2 separate regions of the Homo sapiens genome follow, and region 2 is linked to region 1. Evidence: read pairs that join two places in POLR2A ChIA-PET (ENCODE). Cell type or tissue: GM12878. All regions are shown on one strand. Links, peaks and the distances in the headings refer to the core of each region. The heading gives the core; the rest is flanking DNA.

Region 1 (7,067 bases), core at 2,839-5,338:
TTTCTCACAACTTTGAGTTGAAATTTAAAAATGGGAAGATGCACCTAGATGTAGATTTCTGGCTTCCCTTTGGAGAGCTGATGGGTCTGGGAAAGCTGGCAAGGCTGCAGGAGGGGCCTAGAATCACCAGGGCCGCTTTCCAGCCATACACACTCTGCCTGTCGCTTGGCCTCCTACTACCAGCCTGGCCTTTGTAGGCCACTGGGGTTGGGACCTCTGGTGGGGGTGAAAACTGCAGAGAGACAACTTTAAAAAGCAAAAGGAAAAAACAAAAGCAAGTGTTCTTCCTTCTCAGGGGCTGGTAGTGAGGAACCAGGGGCACTGTTCCTCTTCTCTGTGCAAGGAACGCAGACTGGCTCACGCATAGCTTTCTCACCTTGTTCCCTCCCAGCCAGATCACTTTCGAGTTGATGATATCACCCCAGAAAAGGTGTTTTCTGCTGTACCTGTGAACCTGTGCAGCCGCCTGCCCCGCAGCCCTCCCTCCTCCTCCCCTCCCAGCCCCTTGGATCTGCAGTGGCTCCCGCCTGGGCTGTGCTGCTCCTGGCATGGCATGCGCAGGCCCCTGTGGCCAAGCTTTCCAGGCCCACAGAGCGGCCCATCTCTCCTCCTCACTCTGTTGGTCTCTGCCTCTGTTACGCTGCTCTCATCTGTATTCATGATGAATTATTGTGAGTATTTTTGACTTTTTAAAATGAAACTGAGTTACTTGAGAGTTAGGATCAGCTCTTACCTGTGAATGCCATGTCTGGCTCATAGTAAGAACCCCCCAAATATTTGCTCACATCCTGCTGCCCCCATTTATCCTTCCTCCTTTGATGTGGGTCTCACAGTATTCTTGGCAAATGCAATTGCTTCATAAGTATTGATTCATTAAGGGAGTGGAGAAATGCGAGCAGGCGGGGGTAAGGGGAAGAATGCCCGTTCTCTGTCCCCACGTCTTCAGTGACTTGTTCTCTCCTTCCTGTCTCCATCACTTTTTGGGCAAACGTTATTGTGAGCTATCTGACAGCCAGTCTGCTGGGCTTGGGTTGACGAAGATGAGTGAGACATTCTCCTTGTCTTCAAGGGGTCGATTTATTCTCACCCTCAACAACTCCCTACTCGTGCGCAGCAAACCCTGGGGGTCACTAGAGCAGTGCTGCATCCTCCCGGGCATCTTGGCAGGGGGAGGGGCTCTGGGCCAGGGCTCTGGTACTGAGGGGCCCAGGTAGTTGGACTCGTCACACCCTCCAGAAACAAAAGCCCATGGACTCTGGGTCCCCGAAGGACATCTCAGGAACCCCCTAGTTCTCTACTTTGAGACATATGCGGTGGCTGGGGTCACTCTGAGAAGTGTCACTTTGGACTTGTCCCTTGCGTTGGGTGATGGAGTCAGACACCACCAGCAGTGGATGACCAAGCTTCAAGGGCACCTTCTTAGCAGCTCTGTGGGCTGTGGGCAAAAGAGTTTCCTGTTCTCCCTTCTCCATATTAGGGACCCAGGGAAGTGCTTGCTGCTTCCAGCCTCGCTGATGGCTCTGAGGAGCAGGTGATGGCTGTGGCATTGGTGAGAGAAAGGGACCTGTCATTTCCAGGGGTGGGTGATGCTGTGGTAAACCCCACAAGGTGGCACTTGCCTGCCCAGCCTGAGATGCTGTATGAGGGCGGTGAGGTGGGCGTCCCCAACCCGGAGGCAGGGACAGGGAGGGATGGGATAATTGGCGTGCTTGCGTGGGCTCCTAATCTCTGGATCTCGGGCCTTATGGCTAAACACCTTATCCTCACTGCACCCCTCTGATGGGCCTGCCGAGCAGGTGGGGCAAAGATGTTGGTGAGATGAAAACACCCGCACAGTGGGGCAGTGTCCTTCCTGCTTCTTTCTGGGATTCATTTTATCTCTGAAATAGGAGGCACTTAAGCTCATGCTGGCTTTACATACTAGAGAGGTTATGTAAATTAACGGGAGAGTTTACAGAGGGCTTTGATCTCTTTATTTATTGTTTCAATTAAAGACCAGTGTGATAGTACAGAGGGCTTTGATTTCAGAAGAAAAGAGCCATGTAAGGGTTTGTTTGCCCATTTTACAGATAAGGAAAGTTGAGTCCCAAAACGAACATCTGGCCTCCAGCTATTTGGCAAAGTTGGGAGTAAGGTCCTGAGCACTCCTCATTTGGGACATGTTTGTCTGGCACATGCCAGCAGTGCCTTCTGAAATGGGAGCCCCATGAGCAGAGGAGGTAGCAGCTTGGTGGAGGCCTCCGGTCTCCTTCCCAGACTCAGCCTCCGTGTAGGGGGGACTCCTGGCCCGTTAGAAGCTTGACATCGTGGCAGGCACTGTTTTCACATGAATCTCCCCTGCCGAGCTGGCCAGAGCTTGGGCACTCGTCTCATGAGCTGTGGCCGTGACGTTCCGCCTCTTGGTCTTGACCGTATGTGACGCTGCCTCCCTCTGTGATGTGCATTGTCACGTCACTGCAAATCTGAAGCCTAAATCCTGGCATGAAGACCCCTGTCTTGTGCACCTGGGTGTCACCTGTCCCGCCGTGCCCACACAGAGCCAAGCCTTAGGAAGTGCCCTTGGGGTCCTGGGGGGGCTCACCCTATAGAAAAAACACTGCCTGCGTTCTCCTCCTGCTTCTGCGGTGACTGGGTGACAAGGCCCTTCCTCCCCTGGGGTCTTTGCTTTTCCTCTGTCAGATGGGGTTGCCTCCCCCTGAGTTCCCCCAGAGTGTTGGGGAAAGGGGAAAATAAGATAATAGATGCCAAACTAGTCAGACCCAGGTAGCCTAGTTAAAATGAAAACTTCATTAAAAATTAAGAATTGGCTGGGTGCGGTGGCTCACGCCTGTAATCCCAGCACTTTGGGAGGCCGAGGTGGGTGGATCACCAGGTCAGGAGATCGAGACCATTCTGGCTAGCACGGTGAAACCCCGTGTCTACTAAAAATATAAAAAAATTAGCCGGGCGTGGTGGTGGCTCCTGTAGTCCCAGCTACTCGGGAGGCTGAGGCAGGAGAATGGCGTCAACCCAGGAAGGCGGAGCTTGCAGTGAGCCAAGATCGCGCCATTGCACCCCAGCCTGGGCGACAGAGCCAGACTCCGTCTCAAAAAAAAAAAAAAAAAATTAAGAATCGGCCGGGCGTGGTCGCTCACGCCTGTAATCCCAGCACTTTGGGAGGCTGAGGCAGGTGGATCATTTGAGGTCAGGAGTTCGAGACCAGCCTGACCAACATGGAGAAACTCTGTCTCTACTAAAAATACAAAATTAGCTGGGCATGGTGTTGCACGCCTGTAATCCCAGCTACTGGGGAGGCTGAGGCCGGAGAATCACTTGAACCCGGGAAGCGGAGGTTGCCGTGAGCCAAGATTGTGCCATTGCACTCCAGCCTGGGCAACAAGAGCGAAACTCCATCTCAGAAAAAAAAAAGAATTGGCTGGGCACAATGGCTCACACCTGTAATCCCAGCACTGAGGCAGGTGGATCACTTGAGGTCAGGAGTTCAAGATCAGCTTGGCCAACATGGTGAAACCCCCATCTCTACTAAAAATACAAAAATTAGCCAGGCTAGTGTCAGGCACCTGTAATCCTCAAGAGGCTGAGGCAGGAGAATTGCTTGAACCCGGGAGGTAGAGGTTACAGTGAGCTGAGATTGTGCCACTGCACTCCAGCCTGGGCGACAGCACAAGACTCCATCTAAAAAAAAAAAAAAAAAAAAAAAAAAAAAAAAAATTAAGAATCCTGGAGATTCTAGAGTTCTAGGTCTGGAGGAGGATTTTAGGACTCAGGGACTCCATGAGGCACATGTTGAGAATCCCTGGACCTGAAAAGGCATTTTCATTCCAAACTGCATGACCTTGGGCAAGTAACGTCACCTCTCCCAGCCTCCCCTGTGAGGTGGGGGTGATATTGACGCCCACTGTCTAAGATGGTTGCCAGGGTCCTCATAGCAGCAAATGCTTAGTGGTACTTACTGTGTTCCGCACGCCGCTCTGTTTTACAGATTGAGAAACTGAGGCACAAAGGGGTTAGATGACACAGTAAGTGGCAGAGATGGGTTCATACCGAGGCAGTCTGGCCCCAGAGTCTCATCTCTTTTTTTTTTTTTTTTTTTTTTTTAGCTATTCTTTTTTTTTTTTTATTATACTTTAAGTTTTAGGGTACATGTGCACATTGTGCAGGTTAGTTACATATGTATACATGTGCCATGCTGGTGCGCTGCACCCACTAACTCGTCATCTAGCATTAGGTATATCTCCCAATGCTACCCCTCCCCCCCTCCCCCCACCCCTTAGAGTCTCATCTCTTAACCTCTAGACCAGTGGCTCTCAAAGTGTGTTTCAGGGGGACTCCTGGAGGTTTCCAGAGACCCTTTCAGGCCATCCATGAGGTTAGAGTAGTTTTCATAATCATTCTGAGACATTATTTTCTTTCTTCACTCTCTTTTCTTGCATGAGTGTACAGTGCAGTTTTCAGAGGCTGCATGACCCATGATCATGTCATCATTCTGGCAGCTAATGGAAGGTAGTGTTTGTGTATTCTTGTATTTTAAAAATTTCTCTTCTGGGTGTGGTGGCTCACACCTGTTATCCCAGCACTTTGGGAGGTCAAGGCGGGAGGATTACTTGAGTACAGGAGTTTGAGACCAACCTGGATCAAATAGTGAGACCCCATCTTTACAAAACATTTGAAAAAATTAGCTGGGTGTGGCGGCACATGCCTGTAGTCCGGTTTACTTAGGAGGCTGAGGTGGGAGGATTGCTTGAGTCTGGGAGATTAAGGCTGAAGTGAGCTGAGATCATGCCATTGCACTCTAGCCTGAGCGATAGAGCGAGACCCTGTTTGAAAAAAAATTTTTCTTCCACTTTTAATTTCTAACATGGTAAATACCGATAGCTATAATCCACATAAACAAAACTCTTTGGAGTCCTCCTTAACATTGAGAGTGAAAAGGGGTCCTGAGACCCAAAAGTTTGCGATGTGTTGTTGGAGGCTGTGTTACCTTATTAAAAGTGATACTTGTCAAACATCTGGTGGCACCTCCTGTGGTAAGCAGCTGGAGGGGAGTTGGTGCCTGTCCCAGGGAATCTCGGCTCTTCTCGGGGCCTCCCCACATGTGGAGACCTCCGTGTATGAGACTGAGTCCTGAACCTGCTGGGTGCTTTCACAGATGGTGGTGCTGACTGTGCTGTTTGTGTGTGGTCAGCTAGCTGCCTGCGACAGAGCTTCCATCCTCCACCTGGCTGCACCTGCAGTGCTCAGCCCTGACTGCAGGAGTGAGCAGATGCTCAGTGGTGGGCCTCCCCTTGGGTGGAGCCGATATGGGTGCAGCTGCTGTGGCCCTGCAAGTTCTGTTCCAGGCCAGGCCTGGCACCGAGCCAGCACCGCCTGTGCTATCCCATTGGACCTCGCACCCGCCCTGTGAGGGAGGGGCTGTTGTGAGTCTTATTTTACAGGTGAAGAATTCAAGGCTCAGGGAGGTTCCACCTGTGCGAGGGGCAGGGCCTGGACTTGAACTGTCTCTGGCTGGCTGGAGCCTGTGCCCCTGATGTGTTTCGGTATCTTCACAATGTTGCTTCTGCTTGTGGCCAGCTCATTTGGGTTTGGATTTGGGGTGTGCTGCCAGTGTTCCTCCCAGGGTTCTGCTCCAGCCCAGGCCATCTGCAGGCTGCTCTTTCCCTGCTCTAGCTCTAGCTTTTACTTACTTTCTTTTCTTTTTTTTTTTTTGAGACCGAGTCTTGCTCGGTTGCCCAGGCTGGAGTGCAGTGGCATGATCTCTGCTCACTGTAACCTCCACCTCCCAGGTTCAAGTGATTCTGGTGCCTGGGCCTCCGGAGTAACTGGGATTACAAGTGTGTGCCACCACGCCGGGCTAATTTTGTATTTTCAGTAGAGACAGGGTTTCAACATGTTGGCTAGGCTGGTCGCGAACTCCTGACCTCAGGTGATCTGCCTACCTTGGCCTTCCAAAGTGCTGGGATTATAGGCATAAGCCACTGCACCTGGCCCAGCTTTTACTTATTTTCATTATTTTATTTCATTTTACAATTTTTACAATCAGATGCTATATTGCCTAGGCTGGTCTTGACCTCCTGGCCACAAATGAGCCTTCTACCTTGGTCTCCCAAAGTGTTGGGATTACAGGTGTGAGCCACCGTGTCCGACCTGGCTCTGGGGCTTTTAGACCAAGGGTTTTGGAGCGGTAAGGTGAGGTGTGGACAGAATGCAGGTTTGAATTTTGGCTCTGCTGTTTGCTGGCTGTGACTGTAACCTTTCTGATACCCTGTCTGCATATGACATGGCTGCTGCTACCTCTCCTTGTAAGGGGAGAACAGCTCAGGGAAAACTGACGTTGCATGTACTCAGAAACCAGGGGTCTCCACTGTGATAGGACTGGCATAGAGCTGTCATCTTCTCAAAATCTGGCCCTGGACCAACTGTGTCAGTCTCTCCAGGAGGGATTCCGGATTTCCGGGCCCTGCCCTGACCTACTAATGCAGAGCTCTGTGGGAGGGGCTGGCCACCTGTATGGTCAGTGAGCTTTGCTGGAATTCAGGTGCACACTGAAGTTTGGCAATCCCTGCTTAGAGGTTGGGGGCCACTTTTAACCCTCAAGACATAACAAATACTGGTCTCGTCCCTGTATGGATAGTTCTTTATCAGTGGCCATATGATTTGTTGTTTAAACCAGGGCACCCTTGAGTGGGTGGGGGGAGGGTCCCCTGAGGAGTGCACTGGGACTTCCTGGTACATGGGAACATGTGGTCGTTTCTCAGTCCTCCTCTTACCTTTCTGATGGCCCTAGGAGATGCCGTTCGCTTCCTACTGCAAATGGGGAAACTGAGACCTGGAGAAGGGTGCATCTGACCACACAGCTATAACCTTGGTCCTTGATTCTAGAACGCTTTCTCAGCTGGGTTGTCAGCCTTGGCTCACCCTAGCTGAGTGCTGGTGCAGGTGGGCTGTGGAGGACCCTAGATTTCTGTGGTGCTGGAATCTTTTGAAAACTAACATAATCTTTGTGATGAGAAAAAACAACATTAAAGCTATGGAGCTGGACATGGTGGCACACACCTGTAATCCCAGCA
Region 2 (7,067 bases), core at 2,829-5,328, 50 kb after region 1:
CAGTCCTGGAGGATTATCCTCTGTCCATACTTGGGGCCATTGCTTAGCTAGAGCTGGTTTTATCTCTTGGCCTGGCTTGGTTAGAAAAAGTCTTCATTCTTCTTCCCGGGGGACCGTAAGGGCCATGATAACTCCTGTTGCTGGTAACTTTAGCTGTAAAGAGCCCTGCTTTGTAAAGGAGATGGTGGTTCTCAACTTGCTAAGCAAGTCTCTTCCCAGCAAGGGCAAGGGACAGTCAGGCATGTACAAGAACTGGTGAGCTATCTCATGTCCCCCCACCGAGCAGGTCCGTGGTAGACAGAAAGCCTGCTTAGTGGAAACTCCTGTTGCTCTGATTATATCAATGGTTTTCTTGGATGAGGGGGTGACCGGGGTGGTCACTACTGAAGGTTCAGCACCACTATCAACCAAAAACTTAACGTCCTTGCCCCCAGTTGTAATCCTGACCTTGGGCTCCTTGGGGGTGCTTGCGCCCGGTCCCCTTCAGTCCAGTAGCCCTTCAGCCAGATTGAACAAAGCTCCCTCATCTTTATCTGAGGTCTTTTGTTCTGAATCACCTTGCTTTTCCTTCAGTTGGGGACACTTATCTTTCCAATGCCCTACTTCCTTACAACAGGCGCATTGGTTACATTGCAAGCATGGGAGATTAGACTGGGTATTCTTCCCAGAACCCCCCTTTCCCTCTCCTTTCGGGGGAATTCCCATAATGGCCATGGCCAGTAAGTCGGCGTTTCGCCTAGCCTGGCGTTCGCCTTCCTTACGGCTTTCTCTGTGGCTTGTTGCATTCTCAAACACTTGATTGACTATTTCCAGTAACTGTGAGGTATTCATACCCGCAAACCCCAGTAACTGTGAGGTATTCATACCCGCAAACCCAGCCTGTTTCTGCAATTTTCTCCTGATATATTCCGTGCTTTGACTAAGTAAGGCCATGTTAATCATGGGCTGATTCTCAGGGCTATCTGGATCAAAAGGAGTGTACATACAGTAAGCCTCACACAGTCTTTCATAGAATTGTGCTGGACTCTCCTCTTTTCCTTGGATGACCTCAGAGACCTTATTTACATTTGTAGCCTTTTGAGCCCCTTTCCTTAGACCTTCTATTAATGCCTCACGGTACCGTCTTAGCCTCTCCATGTCTGGTCCCTCGTTCAGGTCCTATTGGGGGTCTGTTCCTGGCAGCTGAATTCTTATATATTCTTGGGGGTTTTGGTAATTGGCTGGGACGTGCTTCTCTAGCCACTTAGTTGCCGCCTGGAGCACCCTTCACCTTTCACCTGTATTAAAGAGGTACATGAGCAGCTGGTGGCAGTCAGCCCAAGTAGGATTATGAGTCTGTATAATAGTTTGGAGCAAGTCAATTAAAGCTTGAGGCTTTTCAGTGTAAGATGGAGTATTATTTTTCCAATTGAGGAGGTCAGCAGAGGTAAAAGGTTGATACACAAAGGCACGCCTTTCCACCATGTGTCCGTCCTCATCTACCCCAGTATATCACTGCTCTCTCAGGGGCATTTGGATTCCAGTCTTGGGCTGTAAGCGAGCTTTCAAGGGAGGAGTTTCTCCCGTGGCTTCACTTCCTCTTTTGTCTACTCTGGGTGGTCTGGGGTGTGGTTATCTGGTGGAGTTGTAGGTGCTGTGGGCTCAGGAGTGGGGAGCCCTTCCTCTTGATAAGGAGGGGATACTGCTGGTACCAATTCCTGCTGTGACTCTTCTGGTGTTGGGTTGGACAGGACTTTTGGTGCTGACTTCCCTCGGCGGGTGGGATCGAGAACCTTCCTTAACTAACTGTCCCTTTGCTACTAGTACTGCTGCTGCCTGTCCTCTTAACCACTGCGGGGGGTCCAAAACTAGCTGTAACCAAGAATCTATATGTGAGAACTGATCTGGGTGCCCTGGCTTACAGGTTACCCTGTGCCATACCTTCGAGACAAGGGACCTGTCCAGGCTTCCTTCCGATGGCCAACCCACCTCTAATGCTGGCCAGTCTATCTCACACAAAGCTCTAAGTTTTCCTGGTGTCATAGTGACTCCAGAGTCTCCCTTAAATCCCTTTTTGAAATTTTTCAACATAGTTCCTAGTGGGGTAGGCTTACTTTGTGTCTGACCCATGTTTCCTCGAGACAAAACACCATGCTCACACCACAAAACAAAGAACGGGTAAAAAGGGCACACACACACTTTTACAGTTTACGCCAAGCCAGAATCAAAACCAAAATCAGAGTATCAAGAAATCCAAGCCAGGTCAAAACCAAAACCAAAGTATCAAGCAATCCAAGACAAGTCAAAAACAAAAACCAAAGTGCTGGTACAGGCACACTGTGGGTGATCAGGACACGCTTCTACTCAAATGGAGTAGGCAAGTTCCCAAGACCAGTCCTGTCAAGCGATTCAAACCAAGTCAAAACCAAAACCAAAACCAAAGTGCTGATAAAGGCATGCCATGGGTGATTGGGCCATGCTTCCACTCAAATGGAGTGGGCAAGTTCCAAGGACTAGTCTTACCAAGTTTCAGTTGTCCGGACTCCAAGTGCCAGTTCCTTCCCTGTGTTCAGCCACTGCGTTGATCCTCCACAGGGGCCTGCCATGCACTGCTCTGACGAGGCATTCCACTGGGGCAATTGCCTACCTGGGAGCGCTCTGAGGATCCGTGTCGCTCAAGCTGGCCAGAGTTCCCCGCGGGGATGCTCCACAAGGCAGGCCTAAGCTGCCTAAGGGGCTGCCTCAACTGTCCGTTAATCACTTTGCTTCCTGGTCAGGGAACCAAGAAATGTAGCAGGACAAGCCACAGACAAAACCCCTCAGACACCAAGTTAAAGAAGGAAGGGGTTTATTCAGCCGGGAGCATCAGCAAGACTCCTGTCTCAAGAGCCGAGCTCCCTGAGTGAGCAATTCCTGTCCCTTTTAAGGGCTTACAACTCTAAGGGGGTCCGCTTGAAAGGGTCGTGATCGAATGAGCAAGCAGGGGGTACGTGACTGGGGGCTGCATGCACCGGTAATTAGAACAGAACAGGACAGGGATTTTCACAGTGCTTTTCTATACAATGTCTGTAATCTATAGATGACATAACCGATTAGGTCAGGGGTCGATCTTTAACTACCAGGCCCAGGGTGTGGCGCCGAGCTGTCTGCTTGTGGATTTCATTTCTGCCTTTTAGTTTTTACTTCTTCTTTCTTTGGAGGCAGAAATCGGGCATAAGACAATAGGAGGGGTGGTCTCCTCCCTTAGACCCACTTAGACACTCCCCGGTTTCTGCTCACTCAGGGCTGGAGGGTGCTGCATGCTTGAACCTCTTTGGCAGAGGGAAGCTTTGACCCCCACCCCAGGATCAAGGAAAGAGAACTCCTAAGGTAGCTGTGATTGGGGCCACACCCATCCCTCATCCAGCCTTCAGAGGTGCCTTTTCCTCCCGCCAGAGGTGCCCTCAGCCTGGGATGGGGAAACCTCACCCGGCCCCTCCCGGCCAGGCCTGGCCCAGTTCCCTGCCCCCTGCCCCTTGCCCTCACATCCATCCTTCCTGGTCCCTTGACTCTGGAAATCCCAGCCTCTTTCATTCATTCATTCATTCACTCATTCATTTATCAATATTTGTCCCATGCTAAGCCCAGGGATGTGAAGACGAAAGAGACAGACATGGCTCCACCCTTCTTAGCACCAAAGACTCTGCTGGGATGTTTTTTCTTGATGAGTGCTGTTCGTGGGTCACACAGCTGTGTGCAGTAAGCAGCCCTTCACAGCCCCTGTTCCCACACTCAGTGTACATAATTGCAGCCCAAAAGAGCGAGGAAAGTTTTACTAAGCACCTTCCTCTAGCCAGAGGCGTCAGCTCCTTCAGTCTTCCCAATTATCATGGAAGTGGGCACAGCTTTCCATTTCACAGATGAGGAAACTGAGGCTCAGAAGGTAAAGTATTCGGCCCCAGGAGGTCAACGCTGAAGTATGATCCCACGTTTTCCTCACTCTGCCACCCTTGCCACCACTCCCCACCTCCTTACCCAAAGAAAAGAAAACAAACCAAACATTTGGGCTTTGCTTTGATCTCAGAGTCTTCATCACAGTACAACTTCTACTCTTTTTGTTTGTTAGTTTGGTTTTGGAAAACTGAAAGTAGCTCAGGGCCTCGGGTTGCTGTCTTCCAGGCCCCCAGGGCTTGGCACTGCCTCGACCCTAGTGGAGGGGGTCGCTGCCCTCTGAGAACACTGCCCTATAGGCTCCCTCCCTGCTGCCCACCCCCATAAGTTACCCCTGCCCCTTTCACCCCTCCGGGCCTCCAGGTCCAGAAACCTCTGGGCCCCTGTCCCCACTCAGACCTCAGATCCCTGGCGGGAGTTTCCTGTCCCCATCACTGCACTTTCCATGACACAAGAGGAAGTCAGCTGAGCCCAGGCTGGGTTTTCCAGGCAGCGAGGCCCAGTAGAGGCTGAAGGTGGGGGAAGGGGTTGCTGAGCCCCCAGGGCCGGGTGTCAGAACCTCCTCAACCTCTACCGGAGAGGTGCCTGCCGGTGCTGCCGTGGGCCACACCAGGTAATCTGGGGTGGGGTGTGCCTGTGTCTGTCACCCCTCTGGACTCGGTGACTCCTCAGTGCCCCCAGGTGTGCCCTCTTCACTGGGGCAAAGGGGCACTAGGATCTGGGGAAAGGGGAGGAGCTGAGGGTGGGAGGGAGGAGGTGAAGGAGGCTGAGGAATGTGACTGGTGCATAGTAGGACCTCAGGGTTTGTTGAATGAATGAAGGAAGAAATCTATGGAATGATTCCCAAAGATAATGGATGGCCTGGTGGCCAGATGAGAAGGGCAGAAGAGGCCTACAAGTGTGTGTGGATGACTCAGTGACCTGGATCCTTGGAAACCTCTGTTTGGCTGTGGGGGTGGGGGCACCCAGGGAGCTGACTTCGCAACACTCCCCTCCCCGCCAGCTCAGGAAGTGCCTCTCCTCCCCCAGCTTTGTTCCCACCCAGTTTGGCTGTTGGTGGGGGGTGGGGAGGGGGAGAAGGAGGATCTAGGATCCAGGTCTGGACATGCATGTGGCGTGCAGTGTGGTGGAGACGCGCTGGCCTGGTGGCACCTGCATTCGAGTCTCACCTTTGGCACCTTTGCAGTCAAGTCCCTGTCATGCTCTGGGCCGAGGTTGGCTCATATGTAAAATGCAGAGATTGGATGGTCCCGAGGCCCAGCTCTCTTGTCCTAGGAACCCAGCATGAAAGTGTTTGACTGGCGTGCCGAGTCCAGTCGGAGGTGGGGGATTTCTCTGTGTGGGGCCTGGAGGTTTACCTCTTTCGCTAGTGTGAGAGGGAGCTGAGTGTTGAGTGAGTGTCAGGGCTTTGGGGAGGGGCAGAAGACTGAGGATTCCAAGTGGCCTGAACAGGGTCCCGCTGGCTTGGGAAGGTGTCTCAGTGTGTGTACTTTCCCCAAGTCCAGGTGCGAGTCGAGCAGCTGGGGAGGAGGCCGTCTTGCCTGGAGGGACAGATAAGGCTCCCCCACTGACCCCCTACTTTCCTAGCCCCTCACGGACAACACTAGGCAGCCTCCTGTGGCTTCTGGAAGGTCTGTGATCAGTGGTACCCTGGCGTGAGCGGGCTGGTTGGCTCAGGCTGCATTCGCCCCCGCCTCTGCTGGGCCCTCCTCAAGTTCCCCTCACTGGGGCTGTGTTCCTGGAGCCCCTTTCCATTGCTACCTGCCCCCCAACCCAGGCCTGCTGTAGGCCTGCCCACAGCCCGGGGTGCCAGTCACACATCCCGCAGCCTGAGGCCCTGAGGACTCAGCATTCATATTCACTCTTCCGCTGCTACTGTAAGATTAGACTTGTTCGACCATAAGGCATAGGCTTTGGTTGAGAAAATAAGGCCTCCTAGTAGTGTACGACAGGTGTTAATGAAGGCTGTTGTTCATGTGAAATAATTGAGGATCAGAGAGGTTATGTGAATTCTCCAAGGTGCACAGATAACCAACAGTGAGCTTTGGACTGGACCGCCAGGCCTCCTCTTCCACAGGCACCCCTTGCCCTGGTGCAGCCTCTCTCTCATCTCAGGCTGGTGCTTCTCGTGGCCATTTAGGGGTTTCGCTGTGTCACAGTAGAGATCTTGGGGGCCTAGGAGGCCGGCTGACCCAACTGTGTGTCCTCGGTGTGGCAGCCTTGGCCCTTGGAGCCTCAGATCCCATCTGTAAAACGGGTGGAACACAGCCTGCCTTGAAGGGATGTTGGGAGGCTGGCCGGGTGCACTTGTGGAAAAGGCTCACGTGGCGGTCAGCACGCAGAGCTTCAGCGTGGCTCTCAGCTTCTTAGAGCAGTGCTTAGCGTTCCTGAAGACCTGACACTGGTCAGGAGCGCTCCTGCCTTCTCTCCCCCGCACCTAGCACCCGGCACAAAGCTATTTCTTGAACAAATGAATGATTGACAGAGAAGCTTTCAGCAGGGACACATGAAACAGACTGACAAGCACACCCTGCTCCCCGCACCCCCCACCACCGCCCTGAGCTTCCAGCCCAGTGGGGAGGCTACCTGACAGGCAACTGGGACACAGCATGGAAAGGCCAGGCCTGAGGGAGCACAGAGGGGGACGCGTGTCCAATCCAGCCTCTGGGAAAATCAGGGAAGGCTTCCTGGAGGGGGTGACATCTAGATGAAGACCCAAAGGATGAGTGGTTTTCCAGCTTGGTGGTGGGATCAATTTTCCAGGCTGAGGGAAGCATGAGGACAATGACTTCTGAGTCCTGCTAGCGTAGTGGCTTCTAGATGGGTCCAGAAGTGGGACGCTGTGGGCAGCATCCTGGCTCAGCCCCTCACTGGCTCCGTGCCTAGGGTGGAGTCTCTCCCCCCGGGTCTCAGTTTATCTGTGAAATAAAGGCGCTGCACCAGATGGTCCACCAGATTCCTCAATCTGTCAGTTGAAGCTTGGAGTCTCATTTAAAGAATATCAGTTACCAGAAGCTGGAAAATTGATACAGCCATTTTTAAGGGATAAAATGGCAAAAGCCACATTAAAAAAAAATCTCGTATACACTATTACCTTTAGAGAAGCCTCCTATACTCACCAGGGTGCAAGGCAGTATGCACAGGGGTGCTGAAGTCAC

The links. Peaks named below come from ENCODE experiments on the same cell type or tissue, not always from the same donor. Only the 100,000 strongest peaks of a DNase experiment are listed, where the experiment ranks them.
Region 2: POLR2A ChIA-PET joins it to region 1 with 6 read pairs; 3 of 35 experiments call an interaction of 5 or more read pairs at or near these places.

What each region holds. Positions count from the first base shown.
Region 1 is chr11:61,140,007-61,147,073 of GRCh38, reverse strand. All of the region lies in intron 1 of VPS37C (VPS37C subunit of ESCRT-I), which reads left to right. Among named protein-coding and RNA genes, the nearest start is that of VPS37C, 18 kb to the left of the region's middle. In GM12878, for the core only: no CTCF peak of the experiment used is centred there; no DNase peak of the experiment used is centred there.
Region 2 is chr11:61,089,752-61,096,818 of GRCh38, reverse strand. LOC105369325 (a long non-coding RNA gene) reads left to right here and starts at 4,461. Exons shown (of 2, transcript NR_188502.1): 1 at 4,461-4,522. It also overlaps a transcript of CD5 not described here. RefSeq lists enhancers at 3,898-4,860, 5,139-5,188. In GM12878, for the core only: no CTCF peak of the experiment used is centred there; a DNase peak (open chromatin) is centred at 4,334; H3K4me3 peaks cover 1,494 bases; H3K27ac peaks cover 1,724 bases.